4 separate regions of the Mus musculus genome follow, and all the other regions are linked to region 1. The links are chromatin loops, found by intact Hi-C in ENCODE. Cell type or tissue: gastrocnemius. All regions are shown on one strand. Each heading gives the region's core, and the rest is flanking DNA. Links, peaks and the distances in the headings are about the cores only. Region 1 has its middle 14 kb from the start of Gm13446. Region 2 overlaps Ttll11 (tubulin tyrosine ligase-like family, member 11). Region 3 overlaps Dab2ip (disabled 2 interacting protein). Region 4 overlaps Dab2ip (disabled 2 interacting protein).

Region 1 (3,947 bases), core at 479-2,978:
GGGTCAAGCTGCCTAAACGAACTACCATATGGCCAAGCTGTGGGTTCATCTGAGAGATACTGCCTCAGTGAATGAGAAGGAAGATTCCCTATGTCAGCCTTAGATCTCCAAATGTGCACCTATAGATAAACACTCCCACATATGGGAACACACACACACACACACACACACACACACACACACACACACACCTGCCTGCATACCACACACCCAAACACATACTTTTTTTTTTTTTTTTTCTGAGACAGGATTTTTGTCTTGCCACTCTGAAGACCAGGATAGCCTCAAACTCAGAGATCTGCCTGCCTCTGTCTCACAGAGACAGAGGATTAAAGTGCTGGGATTAAAGGTGTATGGCACTGCCTGACCCACACATACATTTTTTAAATTTACGTTAATTAGACAGTAAGCACACAACATTCTATTCAACATGATTCACACATGTCTACATATGTAAAATATTTTTTAGTTTCTGCTCCACTGTTAGCAAAGAGAAAAACAAAATTCAGAATATAAGTCATGCATGATATGGTCTTATTTGTGTATATATATACACACACACATGCATACTACATCATACCACACACACACATGCATACTACATCAATCATACCACACACACACACACACATGAGTACCACATCGTACCACACACACACACACACACACACAACACACCACATCATACCACACACACACATACCACATTATACCATGTGCACACACACTACACACACTATACACATGCACACACCACATCACACCTCACACACATGCATGCATACTATGTCATATCACACACACACACACACACACACACACACACACACCACATCATAACAAACACACACACACATGAGTACCACATCGTACCACACGCACACACACATACACACCACATCATAACAAGCACACATACACATGTACCACATCGTACACCCCCCCACACAAACACATACCACACCAACCACACACACACATACCACATTATACCATGTGCACACATACACACACACTATACACATGCACATACCACATCTCTCTCTCTCACACACACACACACACACACACACACACCCCACATTCTGTAGAAAAAGTGCTGAAGCTTACTTGACAAAGTGCAATCCATGTTTAACTTGGCAGGATAAGAGGTGATAATTCTGAAAAAAAAACCTGTCTATTTTTGTCACATATAGAATCCATGTCATTTACACATTTTCATTAGATATGTATTACCTAGTAATTGGCAATCTCCAACAGACCAATGATGTTGTTGTAGAAGTAAATTGAAAATACATCATGAAAGGCTGTATATAATCAAGTGTCCTTAGCTAGGCCTGGTGGCACAGGCCTGAAACCCCAGCTACTCCAAAGGCTGAAACAGGGGGATTTTGAGTTCAAGGCTGGCCTTGCTACAGAGTGAGTTCAAATCTAGCCTAGGCAAATTAAGGAAACTTTGTCTCAAATTTTTTTTCAATAAAAAGGAAAAGGAAAGTGAAAAGAGGGCTGAGAATGGAGCCCAGGGCTTAGAGCATGTTCCTGGTTGGGACAGCCATCCAAACAAACAAACAAACAAACAAACAAACAAACAAACAAACGTTATTCCTGGCTCCCAGTGGAACCGCCTTGTTGTGCTGGCCCACATCTGCCACACGGTGGCGCTGCTAGTCTGCCGGCTGCTTCCAGCCCCGGACCTTGGCAGGGAAGGGGTGGGATGTCTTAGTGAACAGATTTATTTCCTCAGCATTCTGCCGGCAACCTCAATAGGTGGTATCTGGAGTACAGACTCAGTAAGTCAGCCGTCCCCGTGGGTAGCTCCCGCTGCTGTGAGTCGAATGGCTTCACATCTCCCCATGACCAGCCTGGATACCCTGGTCAAGCCTGTATGGCCTTCAGGATCTGCTCTAGAGGTATAGAGTTTAAAGTCCAGCAGGAGCCCGATTTGTCGTGGCCCGTCTCACCTGTCACGGGAGTTAGCTGTAAGAGAAGGGGGTCTGTGGTGAGGTGGTTGGTCATGGCTCTCTGCACTGACCTCAGTCTCTGAGCGAGTGGTGTCTGCTCAGGGCCTTCCACAGCTCCCTACCACCCTCAGTCAAGTTCCAATGCGCTTCTGGCAATCAGCCCATGCTCCACCCCCTCGGACCCCTTTCTTCCCTTCTGCCTGTCACTGTCCTCATTGTTTCCATTCTTGCAAACGCTCTTTCACTTCCTGTAGCATAAATACTGCGTCCTTCTAGAATTCTCTCCAGCTCCTTCCCTTCCCAACACTACACTTGATTCGGGCCATATGTAGGGCAGGGCCCCATGGGAACCCAGAGCCTGTCTGCCTGGATCATCTCCTCTCTCCTGTGCCAGGACCTGGGGCACCCAGCAGGCACTCACATGTCCCTGCACTGTGTAAGAAGGCTGGAGAGCAGTCACTGGCGGCTGTGGTTGGAATGGGGGGCGCGGGGGTGGGGGGAGACTGGGGGGGCTGGGGGTGGGAGCTGGAGGACTGGGGGGGGGTAGGCCGGTGGGGGGAGGGGTCCTTTAGGGAAACGAGAAGACATGATAAAGGTACTGCCAGGGCCCCTGGCACACAGCTCTAGCTGGACCAGATTGAAGTCAACCACATGAGATAGGTCCCCATCAGCCTGGTCTCTTTTTGTCACACGCTACTGTCCTCCAGACCCCGCATGTCCTCCTGACTCACTGGTGATAGCTTCCAGAAAATGTCCCTGCATTCTGTCACCCGACTTTGTATCTTTTCCCCACCTGCGTCTCCACGGTCTATCTATCTCAGGGTGGACTCCATCACCCACCTGCCATCAAGGGCTTGGTGACTCCTAGGATCCTGTGAGGTAATTCATTCCCTGTTGCTCCTTGTCAGTTCCTCAAATGACATGCTGCAGCCATTCTTCCTGTCCCGAGTTCATTTTGCTCCCCCAGCCTGGGCAACCCCCTCTGTTCCTAGGGGATGAGTGTAAACTCCGTCAGTTTCTGTTTATACCACCTTTCTTCCAGGAAGCCCTCTCTGACTTGGTGTCACTCCTTGGGATTCCTGCAATCAGCTGAACCTCTTTGTCTTTGTCCTGTTGACACTATGTGGCCCTTGCTCATGCCCTGCCTTTTGATTGAAGATGGCATTTAGTCCTTGTTCTATGGCCTCTTGCCACCCCCTAGCCCCAAGTGCACTATCCTTATTGAATCCCCCAGCTTTGGGGGTCCCCTGCTCCTGAGCCATCTCCTGCCACATGCTGGCTTACTCCCCTTCTTGGGCAGTTTTTTCTCATTCCCATCTTCTAAGGCCAGACTTTCACCCTTAGACTTTCCTCCTTCTGTCTCCTGGCACTTCCTCTAGGCACCTGTATCTCAATCCCACCCGTCCCTGAAGGGCGAGAACCTGCCCCCAACCCTAGGCTCAGCCTTACACCAGCTACCAGCCTCTCTACTGTAGCCCAACTGTCAGAGTACAAAGCTAGCCTGAAGCTCAGCCACTCTTCTGCTCCTCACCGTCGACCACATCCTTTGCCCTGGGAAACAGGAACCTTGGTGTCCATTTCCCTTCCTCTTACCATCCCACAGCCAACCCATCAGGAAAGCCCGTGGCTATCTGCAGAACATGTCAGAGTCCCGCAACTTCTCACATCCCCATGGGGACTACCTGGTTCTAGATCTCTTGTTGGGTCAAGTTCAATTCCCTTCTCCCATCCTCCTGACATCCACTCTGCCCCTCTGAGGCCTGTTCTCAATGGGGAAGCCACCTGTGAGTGGGACCCTGATCCTCATTCTGTTCTAGGCCTCCCCTGGGCCATCTCCCTACCTAGAATATACTGGGTCCCTCTTGGACTGCTAGATGCTCAGGAGCTGGCCTGGTCTCTACTGTTCCGTAGACAACCTTAGGGTCTTGAGTGGGCCTCCCCTTGGCTTCTGACCATGTCCCCATGTCTGCAAAGATCCTGTTTCTT
Region 2 (3,947 bases), core at 919-3,418, 390 kb after region 1:
CCATTTCACTGGGAGGAGGATGGCAATCTATTTTTGGAAATAAGAAGAGAAAAGTTGAAGCAGATGGAGAGAGAGGAAGCCATGCCTTTGGATCATCTGATTCTTCTGACATCTGGTTCCCCTCGCTTCTGTCTCCAGTCTTTTACTCACTGGACACTGCCGCCATGGGCCCCAGCCTCTAAGGATGTTGTGTGCCAAAAGCAGATGACATCCCATTGTTTATGTCCACTCCCTCCTGCTGTAGAAGGGAAAGAGGCACGTGACCAGGTAGAGGCTGAGACAAGACCTGGGCAGGGTGGCCAGTGAGTGACTACCTGGGCCTCTCGCTGGATGGAAGTATTTTGGTAAGTCTCCTCTGGCCCAAGTGTGTTGTACATTCTTGGGAGGCAGGTCAAGTCATGCTGACCAGACAGGCCAACTTCAATGGCTAACCTCCCAAGAGATAAAACCTTTCAATTAGACCAATGTACTTGACTGTCTACTGTGTGCTGATGATCAGTCAGACCCATCAGACCTCCTAGTAGGACAAAGAGAGAAGGAAACGTAGTCATACGTATCGTAAAGAAAACAGCTCAATGCCCTAGACATGGGCAGCAGAGCAGGCGTGGTAGAGAAAGAAAAGGCTTGCCCGGAGTTTAAAGAATTATCAAAGTTGAGCCAGGTGGAGAGGAACATGCCTGGCCATTGGAAGGTAGGAGGGCCAAGTTCAAAGCCATCTTCAGCTACCTAACAAATTCAAGGCCAGCCTTCTTCATGAGACCCTGTTTCAAAACAACATGAAGATAGAAAGGAAAACAAGAATTAACATCAGTCCTGTGAAATAAGACAGCGTTGGGGACTGAAGGAGACATGAAGGATGAAGTCCACAGGTCTAGGCAAAAACATGCCACAAAGAGCGATCGAGGAGCCGATACCTAAAACCCCAGCACGGTGCTGTAGAAATCACCCAGTCGGTCAAGTGCTTGACTTGTAAGCGGGGAGACTTGAATTCAACCCCTAGAATTCAGTTTTTAAAAATGGGCACAGAGGGCCCACATGACATGTGATGTCAGCACCAGGGAGGCAGAGGCAGATGTTTCTTTGGAGCTTGTTAGCCAGCCTGCCCTGGTTGGTCAGTGAGAAACTGCACCCCACAAAGGCAGATGTGCCTGACTGATGACACTGAGGTTGCCCTCTGACCTATACATGTATGTTCATGGGTGTGTGTGAGCACATACACACACAGTAGGCCACAAAGTACTGAAGAAGCGGGGGTTGGGACTGTGGAGGTGAGGCTGCAGGGGTCGGTAGGACAAGTTTAAACTTACTACCTAGTGGGGCCTCCCAGCCAGGCAGATCAGAATACTGTCTCCATGAAGGAAAATGTTCTGGCTTCACTCATGGCTGTGGTAAAACACCCCTGGCAACATGGCGGGTGGGGGTCGGGAGACGACGGTGTTTTGGGCTACAGTTCCAGGCCATATTCTACCTCTGCAGGGATGTCTCCTGGGCACAGCACATTCAAAGTCAGAAGCAGAGAGATATCTGAATGCATGCCTGCTTGCTTACTAGTGCTCAGTTGGTGTTCTCTTCTCTTGTTCAGTTCAGGATCCCCAGGCCCAGGGAATGGTACCTCCCACGGTGGGCTTGGTCTTCCCACATCAGTGAAGGCAACCAAGATTGTTCCCCACCAGCATGCCCACAGGTCAACCTGAGGTAGACAATTCTTCACTAAAACTTTCTTCTTGGGTGAGTCTTGTGTCAACTTGACAGTTAAAGCCAACCGTCACAGGCAGCTGTGCAAATAAGTCACCAAAGGGTTGTAGGACAAGAGAAAGGATTTGGTTATTTCCTGCCTTTACTCTGACCCAGTGGAGAGCACTGCTTTCTTTCTGTTTTGTCTTCTCAAACAAAGTGCTTGTCTCCACCCTGAGGCGCTGAGTCCTCAGAGCTAACTTAGGACTAACTGTGGGGAAATGGAAGCTCTCAAGCTCCATGGAGCCCTCTGAGAAGCTGCAAGACATTATTGAGCAGGTTTTGGCTTTATTCTCTAAAAGTAAAGTAAAAAAAAAAAAAAACTTTGCTGAGAAATACAAACTCTTTCACCATAATAAATGCTGTTTTGATAACAAAACTGTACTTTTCTCAAATACCCAGATGGAAGACCATATGCAAAAAAAAATTTTTTAAAAGGAGAAGAAAGAAAGAAAAAGGAAATAAAACTCCAAAGGAATTTTTTGATTGGCCATCTGCTAAAACTGGGAAGCAAGCCTGCATCTTCCTGCAGCCTTTATAAAAATCCCCCCGAGAAGCCTATTTGCGTCCGCCCGGCGCCACCTGCTGGTTGAATGTGGGTAGAGACTGTGCGTGGACAACAGGAACTGGGTCTCCCCTTGTCTGGATGAAATGCACTCGCTAATAATCCATGAAAGAAATCACAAAGCTCCAGATTCCTTTATTGTTTTACAGTGAGTCACACCTCCTCTATCACACACACACACACATACACACACACACACACACACACACACACACACACACACACACACACACAGGCACATTCCCACGTCTGATGAAGCTTTGTGTTTGGCTTGCCTGTCCAGGAAGTACATGACCTACCTATTTAAAGAAAATGCCAGCACCCTATGATGAAGGTGTGTCTTATAATGTTATTTGTTAAACAACAAGAAGCATGAGAACTACCTAACACAAGCTATGATCTCTTCATAATGAAATTCGATGTAGCACTGACCCAAGAAGACGTCGAAAGTACAGGGAGTGGGTAGAAGCAAGCTAATGAGGAACAGTGTTTAGTATAACTCAGGGTTTAAGAAAAATCTGTATCTGTTATGTGTATTTGCTTGTACACAGGAAAAGAATTCGTACTGTTCGTGTCCCATCTGGGGTGGTTCGCTTTGGGCTGGTGAGATGGCTCAGTGGGTAAGAGCACCTGACTGCTCTTCCGAAGGTCCAGAGTTCAAATCCCAGCAACCACATGGTGGCTCACAACCATCCGTAACGAGATCTGACTCCCTCTTCTGGTGTGTCTGAAGACAGCTACAGTGTACTTACATATAATAAATAAATAAATAAATAAATAAATAAATAAATAAATAAATAAAAAGAATTCGTACTGAACTGTTGCTTTCTAAACAGTGGTACTTTTCTGTGGCCCAAATACACCTCGTTTCAGCTAATAAGTAGGGATTTAAAAACAAAAAACAAAAAACAAAACAAAAACAAACAAACAAACAAACAAAAAGCAAGGTCTCAATATATAGCTCTGGCTGTCCTGGAACTCAGTCACCAGACTAGCTGGCTTCAAGCTCACAGAGACATCCTGCCCCAGCCTTCCAAGTGCTGGAACTAAAGGCAGGCACCACCTGCAGGCTCCCTTTCTCCATTTGTAAACTATCCAGCGTTCAGCTGCATGTACGCCTGCAGGCCAGAAGAGGGCATCAGATCCCATTACAGATGGTTGTGAGCCACCATGTGGTCGCTGGGAAATGAACTCAGGACCACTGGAAGAACAGTCAGTGCTCTTAACCTCTGAGCCATCTCTCCAGCCTCCCTTTATTCACTTTTTATTTCACATTATCATATATTAGTTGAATCCTTAAAATGAAGATGTTATTTTCTGACAAACCAGAGAAGTCAATAGAAATAATAACGCCACATTTAAAACTCAGGTTTGAAGCTAATAAGGAATGTCCATCATTAAACTTCCACTGGATGCCCATCTGCACTCTAGTTAGCATTTTCCTATTTAGATGTTACTGTTGGATCTTGAAGGCCCGGGGCTTGCAGGATTGACTGACAGCCTATGACGCTGTTACAGGGTGGTAGAAGGGGAGACCTCCTGGGAGGTTATTGTGTTATTTATTGTGTGCCTTCAAGGGAGCTTGTAGAATGCCAGTCTCTTCTCTCCTGGGTCCCATTGCCGTGAGGTAGGCAGGTCCTTCCCGTGT
Region 3 (3,947 bases), core at 441-2,940, 80 kb after region 1:
AAGCAGGCAGGCTTTAGTTTACTTCCCCCCAGAATGGAGAAGACGTTCCGGCCCCAGCGGTAGAGCCAAGTAACAATGTACAGGGTTTATTTAGGAAGTACTGAGTTCCCTGTGCACAGAGTTCAAGTTTAAGCTGTCTGACTCTGCCCACAGGTTTGTAAACTTAGTTTGAGGATTCCCCAAAGCATGTGATATCCCGGCCTTTGCTGAAGTGGCCTCTGGCTAGTTCCTGTGCCTAGTCTAGGCAACCAGAGACCCAGGTTCAAGCATGAATCGCCTCATTTCCTGAGCCTTTGTTTTTCTCAGCTGTAAGAATCTGCCATTGTGACAGATTCTTGGTGTGAGGATGGGTTTGGGATGAAGGTTCAGGGGTTTGGCCCCCCAGGGCCTTTCCTGCCCTTCCTGTGCTCTGGTGCCTGGCATGATGGTGCCCTCTTCTGTGCCCACTGTAGAGGCTCCAGAGGAGCAGAGCTCTGCCTCCTTGTCAGCTAATGAATGAGGCCAGCAGCGATCGATGTTCAATGGATCAGACTCGTCTGAGCTTGGCTCCCAGCTGCGTCCAGCTCTGTGCTAGCTTGGAAGGAACTCACGGTTTGCTGAAAGTCAGGGGTTAGACCAGCCCTGATGGGAATTCTAGTTGGGGAAATTAAGGAAGGTTTCAGAGAGGAGCTGACGTTGATTGAGAATGTGTCTGCTAAGCTGCTGGGATTTGCTTTGCTGGGAGTGACCTACTCGGCCCTAGGTCCAAGTCCTACTTCGAGAAAACTGTCTTTCTGCCAGCTGTCTCTCTGAGCTTCAGAAATAGTGGCAGTGGCAACAGGGTCCTGCCTGGGAAGCTAGAAGCCTGTGCCCGCAGCTCAGACAAGTTAGGTGTGAACTGTTGTCCTTTACCCGGCAGGCAGGAAGGGACAGCCTGTACGTATGCCAGAGAAGGAAAAGGAAAAAGCCCTTGGTGTAGTTCATCCTGTATGGGAGCAGAGGACAGCAGTCCTGTAGAGCGAGTTCATCCTGCATGGAGGACAGAGACAGCAGTGTGGACCTGAGAAGGGGCCTTCAGTCGTGACCAGTTGTGGGTGTGGGCAGAGTTGCGGGTCAGCGTGCAGGGGGCCAGGGGCTCCTTGTCCTTCTTCCACTGACCCAGGGGCAGGTTGGATCAGGGTGTGCCTCCTTTTAGGAAGCCACCCTGAAGTATTGAACCATTCCCTTCTGATCTTGGTGTTAGTTTTGGCATGGCTAGGGGTTGGTCCCCTAATGGAAGCCTTACCTACAGGGCTGGTGGCAGCCCCCCAGCTCCATCTGTGCCCCACCTCATTTTTGTCCTCAGCAAGGAGGGGAAAGGAACATAGGCTCTGAGTTCAGAAACAGGAGAGTGCCCGGAGGAGTTGGTAGCTGGTTGTGGAGACCCACAGATGGCCAGGCAAAGGTGTTAGTTAGCTAAGCTACCGCCTCCTACTGGGGGAGGGCTCACTGCCCTCGAGAGCATCATGTTGTTCTTGGCAAGGCTGTGAGGGACAGACAGTGTCTCCAGCATCCCAGGGTTATGCACTGTGCGCCACTGAGAAGGGTCTTCTCTTCTTGGCTTTGGTATCCTTATCTGAAGGTTGGATGGGGTGGGCCTTGCAGTTGTGTGGAAGCAGTGAGGGATGGAGACATCTAAGAGTCATACTGTGCTGTGTGGTTCTGAGCCTGGCTTGTGGATTTGGGTGGCTTATCTACTTGTCAGTGTACCTCACTTCCCCATTTACTGGTATCAGGAGAAAGAGCAGCTTCCTTAGAGAAATAGAGCACTCCTCTCACCTAGGTAAGCCTGTCCTGTCATTCAGAATATCCAAGCCTCGTCACAGGGCATATGGAGCTGAGTGGTGCTTGTTCCAGACTTAACAGGAGTGAGTCCTGCTTGCTGGAGAGACCTGCTCATCGAGGGCCCTGGAACCCAGGGCTCTTTTTCCGGACAGTACAGTGGTTAGTGCTTGAGAAGGCTAGTCCTCGGTCTACTTTGTATGAACTGGTTGGTAACATTGGGTCCATTCCAGGCTCATTACCTCTTCCCTTCCGTCAAGGGATCCTGTACTGTTGCCCCATAAGCTTGGGCACTCTGGGTGCCCACACTAATGCCCAGGGAGCTCTGGGGCTTTCTGAATGCCAGTCCTGACAGCTGTTCTATGCTAGGCCTTACCAGGTGCCAGATATTTGGCCAATACTTCCTTCTGGTGCGACCAGGTTTTTTCTCAGCGTCTACATTCATCTTCACTTTCCTGGAATGCTGCTGTGTGTCCCAGCCCTACTTGGGCCTCTTTGCTTGCAAGGACTCCTAGAGTCCATCTTTGAGGTGTCAGGAGTGGGCTCCCAGGAACCCCTCAATATGCTCTGAAGAATGAAGGTATATTGAGAAGGTCTGGAGCTGACCCCTGGAGTGTTGGCTTCTCACACTAAAGCCTAGAGCATAGCATCTGGGTCATCTACCCTTGGAGTCCAGATGGGTGCCGCACACCATTGCTGAGCTGGGTGTGTGATTCAGGCTTACCAGCACTCCAGATGGCAGCATGGCTGTGCCTGTGTGGCCTGTCGCATTGACTTCTCATGGGAGCAGCTGTTAGAGAGGGACCCCATCCTCCACCACTAGGAAGGCTGGGGCTGGGGCACTATGGGAGAAAGCCAAAGCCTGACCTCCAGCTCTGCCTGGCCGTGGGATAGCAAGGCAGAGACCAGAGTGTGGGGTTTCGAAGAGCTGGGCTCCACCATCCGAGCTGTGTGGCCTCGGGCAGGGCTCTCCATCTCTGGCCTATAGTTTATTCCTGTGTAAAGTGAAGATGATACCGGTATGCAACCTTAGCACTGCTGTGGATCTGATGTGTTCAGGTGAGCTCCGAGTTCACTGCTGGAACAGACCAGGCACTCTGCAAACTGAAGCAAAGCACGCAGAACACTTTTCATCCGCACCCCAAAAAGGGAGTGAGCCTGCCAGACCCCAAGATAGAGAAGTTGGGGCCAAAGGCCACCATAGGGTCTGTGTACCTCAGCAGGAACAGAGGGAGGGAGAGAAGATAAACAACAAATTGGATTTCAGAGGTCTCCCGCAAGATAAGGACCGGAGCATACCATTGGTTCCCAGGGGTACTTCTTAGTACTTGGGGGGCCACATGGTCCACCCAGCTCCCAGGCTCCCAGCTGGACTCAGGCATGTCCAGCTTGAAGGTTCAGACTATTGCCCCCAGGGCCTTTTGGCATCTCCTACAAGCCAGAGCCCTGCTGGCACTCGTGTGGAGCCACCATTCCTTCCAGTTGGCTTCTCTTCCTATACAGATTGTACCCACCATTGCTGCCCCTACCTGTCTGACTGGCAGGTCACATGTCTCAAGTCTCAGGACGTCAGCCCAGTTTGTCCTCTAAGTATTTCAGTGGGGATGGCTCGGTGTACAGTGGGAGGTGAGTTCCTCAGAGGCAGGCGGGTATGCTGCGCCCCACTCCATCTTTAGGCAGAGCTCTTTAGGTCCTTGGGGGAAGCCAGAGGCCCGGCTAATCTGCTGGAATGTCAGCCTTCTGGCCTTTGCTCTCCTGCCTGTCCTCATCACCTTCACTAACTAGGTAGCCTCTTTCACCATCCGAATGTGGGTGCCCTGCTGAGGGTCTCCCCTGCTTATGTCCCATGTCTAACTCCTCAACCCTTCATTAAAGTAGGCCATTGTTATTTCCATCTGCAGGCAGGGAGCCTGAACTCTGGTGAAGTAAAATATGAAACTGGTGGTGGGGGCACAGAGCTGGAAAGCTCCCCTAGAACCACACCGCAAGCCCCGGCCTCTCCTTGGTTGGTGCGACTGAGCACTGGTCTGACCAGTGTGCTCTTGACCTCTGTGGGTCAGGGTAGAGCTTGAGTCCTGGGCACCTAGTTTGTCACATCTTTAGTTACTTCTGTGCCCACTGAGGCCCGCAGCGCACACAGTCAGGAG
Region 4 (3,947 bases), core at 753-3,252, 190 kb after region 1:
CTGAGGAGAGGGGGACTGTGGTGGCCCGGGACAGGGTCTCCGTCAGGAGACTCCCACAGTTGCAGGCTAGCCTGCAGTGGAGGGGGCGTAAGACTGATGGAGCGTGAGACTGAGGGCACAGTGGCCCCCCTTCTCTTTGCCCACCTGAACAGTGGGTGTGGGTAGAGGCAGCGGAGACTGCACTGGGGAGTGGGGCCAGTCTGCAGGGAGGCCTGCCGAATGTGTCTCTGGTTGTTGAGTTTGGTATGTGGCACCTTCTCTCTGAGCAGCCAGGTGCATGTACCCCTCCTTACCCTTTCCCATGGAGGAAGCTACCTGCAAAGGGCTCAAGGAAGGTTTAGGGGCCACTGCTGTGGGTTTCCCATGGCCCCCAGGACCTGATGGAGTAGTTGACAGGCAGAGTGGCCCCTGTTCATCTCTGCCCTGAGCCCCTGCCACTGCATGCAGCTGGTCAGGGACCCTTCCAGGGGGTGAGGAACTGAAGAACAGAACCTCGGTCCTATGCCCATCCCAGACGTGACACCCTCCACCCTCCTTCCCTTCCTTCCTTGCATTGCCAAACAGACAGCACTGCACTTTCTCTGCTGGGCCCTCATACCCGTGGGAGGAGCCATAGCTTCCCACACTTCACATGCGGGCCTGGCTCATGCTCTTGGAACTCCAGAAGCCAGAGAGCTGGGCAGAGGTGGCCAGGTTGCACCATGCGTTGTAGCTGCCTTCTCCAGGGTCCCAGTGTGGCCTGCACAGTGGCCCTGTGGGGAGAGGCCAGCCAGTGCTCACCCTGCAAAGGTGATCTCTCTTCTCTGATAGTTTAAGAAAGAATTCTAAAGCCTGCCGGCCCTGAGAAGGTGGATAACTGTGATTTTTTTTCCTTTCACAGTATGCATTAGAAACAAAAGCCCGCTTGCTCGCTTGCTGGAACACAGGGGCCTTTTAAATTGAGCGAGCGCACTGCATGGGAAATAGCGGCCCTGGAGGATGTTAGACTTGCTCCCTCTCCAAGACAGCAGCAGCCTGCACCAGGCCCCGTGTGCAGTCGCCTCTCCTCACCCTCCCAGCCCCAGCCAAGGACCCAGGCACTGCAGGCAGGGAGGGGCATCCCCCACAGCTGGGGCTGGTTTTCCCCAGCTCTAGGCTGTTCTGTAGCATATCTGTCCCTCCCCCCCCCCCCTTTGTGGGACAGAGAAGGGCAGGAGCTTGGGTCTTTCTTGGGTCCCCATCTGTTCCCACACTCTAGATTCCAAGCCCTGGTTCTGAGTCACCTAGGGCAGGAGCTAGGCTTTGCCCAGGCAGCAGAATGGGGCTAGGCAAGCTGCACTTAATGCTCCTAGAGTCCTCACTAGAAAGCGTGGACATCCTGAGGTGTGGCCTAGCTAGGCTGCGCCCTGTCCTCAGTCCACGATGGACAGGCAAGGGTAAAAGAACCCAGTTAGGCTGCAGACCAATGCTGGGAGAGGGCGTGGCTATCAAGGGTCAGAGACCTCAGGAAGGAAGGAGGTGGGGCTGAGGGCCTGCCACTGCCTCTTCCTGCCCCACTCCTGTCCACACCCCTGCTCCCATGCATTTCAGCAGGGGTGGCCTCTTGGGCAGGGCCTGGCCTGGCCTGGCCTGGCCTGGGTCTTGCCCTTCCACTGCCCAGGGAGCCCTGTTTTCCTCCTCACCCACACTCTCGCCCATGCCTCGTAAAGTGACCTCTGTCTGAGCGCCTCCTAGCAATATGGGGAGGTCCCCAGGCCTGGACAGGAGAGCGCAGGGCCAGATGCAATGGCCCCCTCTGGTGGGGTTGTTAGCTCTCAGGCCGAGAGCCTTATTTACCTAGTGCAAAAACTGTAAAAGTGTACAGACTCTCCACAGATTTTTATCTTAATTGCAAGTCTGCAATATTTTTTTTGTAAATTTTTTTTTTGTAAATGTTCTTGGTGTTTGACTGTAATGGAACTATTTCACCCAAGGGATGTACATAGTCCTTTAGTCCTGGTGCTGCGAGGGCTGGCCAGGACACTGCTCTCACGGTTGATATTAGAGCCTGGAGAACGGTGCTGGGCAGGACAAAGAGCTTTGCAGTCTAGGTGTCTGTCTGTCTGTTTCCTGCCCGGGGCATTGATTCGTTGGCTTTCAAGCATGCTGTTTGGGTGGAAGGTTGATGGGGGCAAATGCCCCAGTGGGGCCAGTAAAGCATCCTCCTGCCCACAGCAACGGCTTGGGGCGTCTGAGCTCTGCTTACAGCAAGGGCTGGAGTTGCCAGAGGCCCTGCTCTGGGAAGACCCTGGCCACTGACACCCAAGATCTGATGGAGAGAGCGGCCCCACCCTTGCCAACACAGACACCTGACCTTTTTGTTCAACTTGTGTGTTAGGGTGAAGGAAACTGCCAAACTTCCTCTGAGTGAAGACCTCTGACTGCCCAGGAGTAGGGGTGGGGACCAGGGCCAGAGCTCAACGTGTACCCCAGCACCTGCCCGAGGGACACTCCTCCCTCATACTCATAGGTCTGGGAGCCAGACTGTCCAGGGAACCAGCCCCTCTTTTCTATATACTCGGCCACAAGGCTACCCGATCCCCCACTGTGCCCAGCTCCCCCTTTTGTAAGTATGTGAAAAGGAAAAATGCAAAGGTTGGATCGGCCGGAGCCCTTCCCTCCAGTCGAGACTTTTAACCCTGTAATAATGTACAGAGAAGTTGTTGGTGTTCGAAGACTCCGTGTGGCTGTGCAATTTCTGTACATTTGCAATTAGAAATATTAAAGATTTATTTAGCTATTTTAAGCCTGACTTGCCTTTCTTCATCTGTGTCCTGGCTTGTTTTCCTACAGGTAACTGGATCTTGACCTAATACTGTTGTTCTAGTCATGACCCCTACCTGGGTGACCTGGGACTGCCCCTCCTCTCTGTGGAAAGCCCTGTGCTTGGGAGTGGAGCAGCTGACCTCTTAAAGGCCCTCCCGACCTGCACAGGCTGGGAGCCCCAGTGATTCCTGGGAGCTGAGAGCTGCCATGCTTCCTGCTGCAGAGGTTCTAGGTCGACCCTATTAATCTGCAACCTGATGAGAGAAGAGCTGAGCTCTGCTCTGCCCAGGGTTACCAGTGAGGGGAGGCTAAGGCTGGCTGACCCCACGCATCTAGTGCTTGGTTTTTAGGGTCAGGTTTTCCTGAGCTGGAAATGAACTCACTGAGAGCACTTCAGCCGTACCTGCTGGATGAGTGAGTGCCTTGCGTCCCCAGCGGTTTGTCCCGCATCTGTCAGTGTTTGGGATCCTGTCTTCTGATGTGCGATAACCCTGGGTTGAACATGAGCAGTTCAGCCTTACAAGGGCAAGAACACACAGAAGCCCAGAGCAAACTGGCACAAAAACACCTCCAGACCCCTAAAAAATAGAAAAGAAAAAGAAAAAAGCAGTTGGAGGGTTTTTAGGCCTTCTAATAAGCAAGGACCATCAAGCATTCACCCTCGTGAGAACAGATCTGTCTGTCAGATTGCAAATGAGAAATTGCCTACACTTGGCTACACCGAAACATAAAGAAAATGCCTACCCAGAGGCCAGTTTAGGCTACAGTGAGAAATGTATAAAAAACAAGCAGATAACACTACCAGGATTTTTTTTTTTTAAAAGAAACGAGTCTTGCAGTTAAATGAGGATTCCTGATCACATGTGATTCGTCTCCTCCCCAAACATCATTGTACTGACAAGATTAATGTGGGAGGAGATCCGAGGAGATAAGAAAATTGCTTAACTGTCAACTGGAAGCTGACGGGAAAGGTTTGCTTGCCCAGATCCTACCCAGAGGCTTAGGTGGGAGCCCCCAAGCATAGACAACCGTATAGTCAGAGCCAGGACAGCTGCCCCGCAGAGCCCTGAAAGGACGGTACTATATGCTGGCCATCATTCTCTGGAGAAATGGAACCCAGTGAGTTCTGACCTGGGGACACCAGCCACAGGGCTGAAAAGGGG

The links. Peaks named below come from ENCODE experiments on the same cell type or tissue, not always from the same donor. Only the 100,000 strongest peaks of a DNase experiment are listed, where the experiment ranks them.
Region 2: it touches region 1 in a loop (8-fold over the local background); 22 of 42 quality-filtered maps call a loop at or near these places.
Region 3: a loop joins it to region 1, with 2.5 times the contacts of the local background. A loop is called at or near these places in 17 of 42 quality-filtered maps.
Region 4: it touches region 1 in a loop (2.9-fold over the local background); 18 of 42 quality-filtered maps call a loop at or near these places.

The regions. Positions count from the first base shown.
Region 1 is chr2:35,543,157-35,547,103 of GRCm38, forward strand. No RefSeq gene overlaps it. Among named protein-coding and RNA genes, the nearest start is that of Gm13446, 14 kb to the right of the region's middle. In gastrocnemius, for the core only: a CTCF peak has its summit at 1,646 (motif pointing right); DNase peaks (open chromatin) are centred at 1,697, 2,139 and 2,291; H3K4me3 peaks cover 398 bases; H3K27ac peaks cover 625 bases.
Region 2 is chr2:35,928,400-35,932,346 of GRCm38, forward strand. All of the region lies in intron 3 of Ttll11 (tubulin tyrosine ligase-like family, member 11), which reads right to left. Among named protein-coding and RNA genes, the nearest start is that of Gm35396, 47 kb to the left of the region's middle. In gastrocnemius, for the core only: CTCF peaks have their summits at 2,323 (motif pointing left) and 3,411 (motif pointing right); DNase peaks (open chromatin) are centred at 2,322 and 3,352.
Region 3 is chr2:35,623,115-35,627,061 of GRCm38, forward strand. All of the region lies in intron 1 of Dab2ip (disabled 2 interacting protein), which reads left to right. Among named protein-coding and RNA genes, the nearest start is that of Dab2ip, 3.1 kb to the left of the region's middle. In gastrocnemius, for the core only: a CTCF peak has its summit at 1,456 (motif pointing left); DNase peaks (open chromatin) are centred at 524, 836, 1,130, 1,456 and 2 more places; H3K4me3 peaks cover 2,500 bases; H3K27ac peaks cover 2,500 bases.
Region 4 is chr2:35,728,231-35,732,177 of GRCm38, forward strand. It overlaps Dab2ip (disabled 2 interacting protein), which reads left to right. Exons shown (of 16, transcript NM_001114124.2): 16 at 1-2,764. Among named protein-coding and RNA genes, the nearest start is that of 9030204H09Rik, 89 kb to the right of the region's middle. In gastrocnemius, for the core only: a CTCF peak has its summit at 1,786 (motif pointing left); a DNase peak (open chromatin) is centred at 1,620; H3K27ac peaks cover 1,563 bases.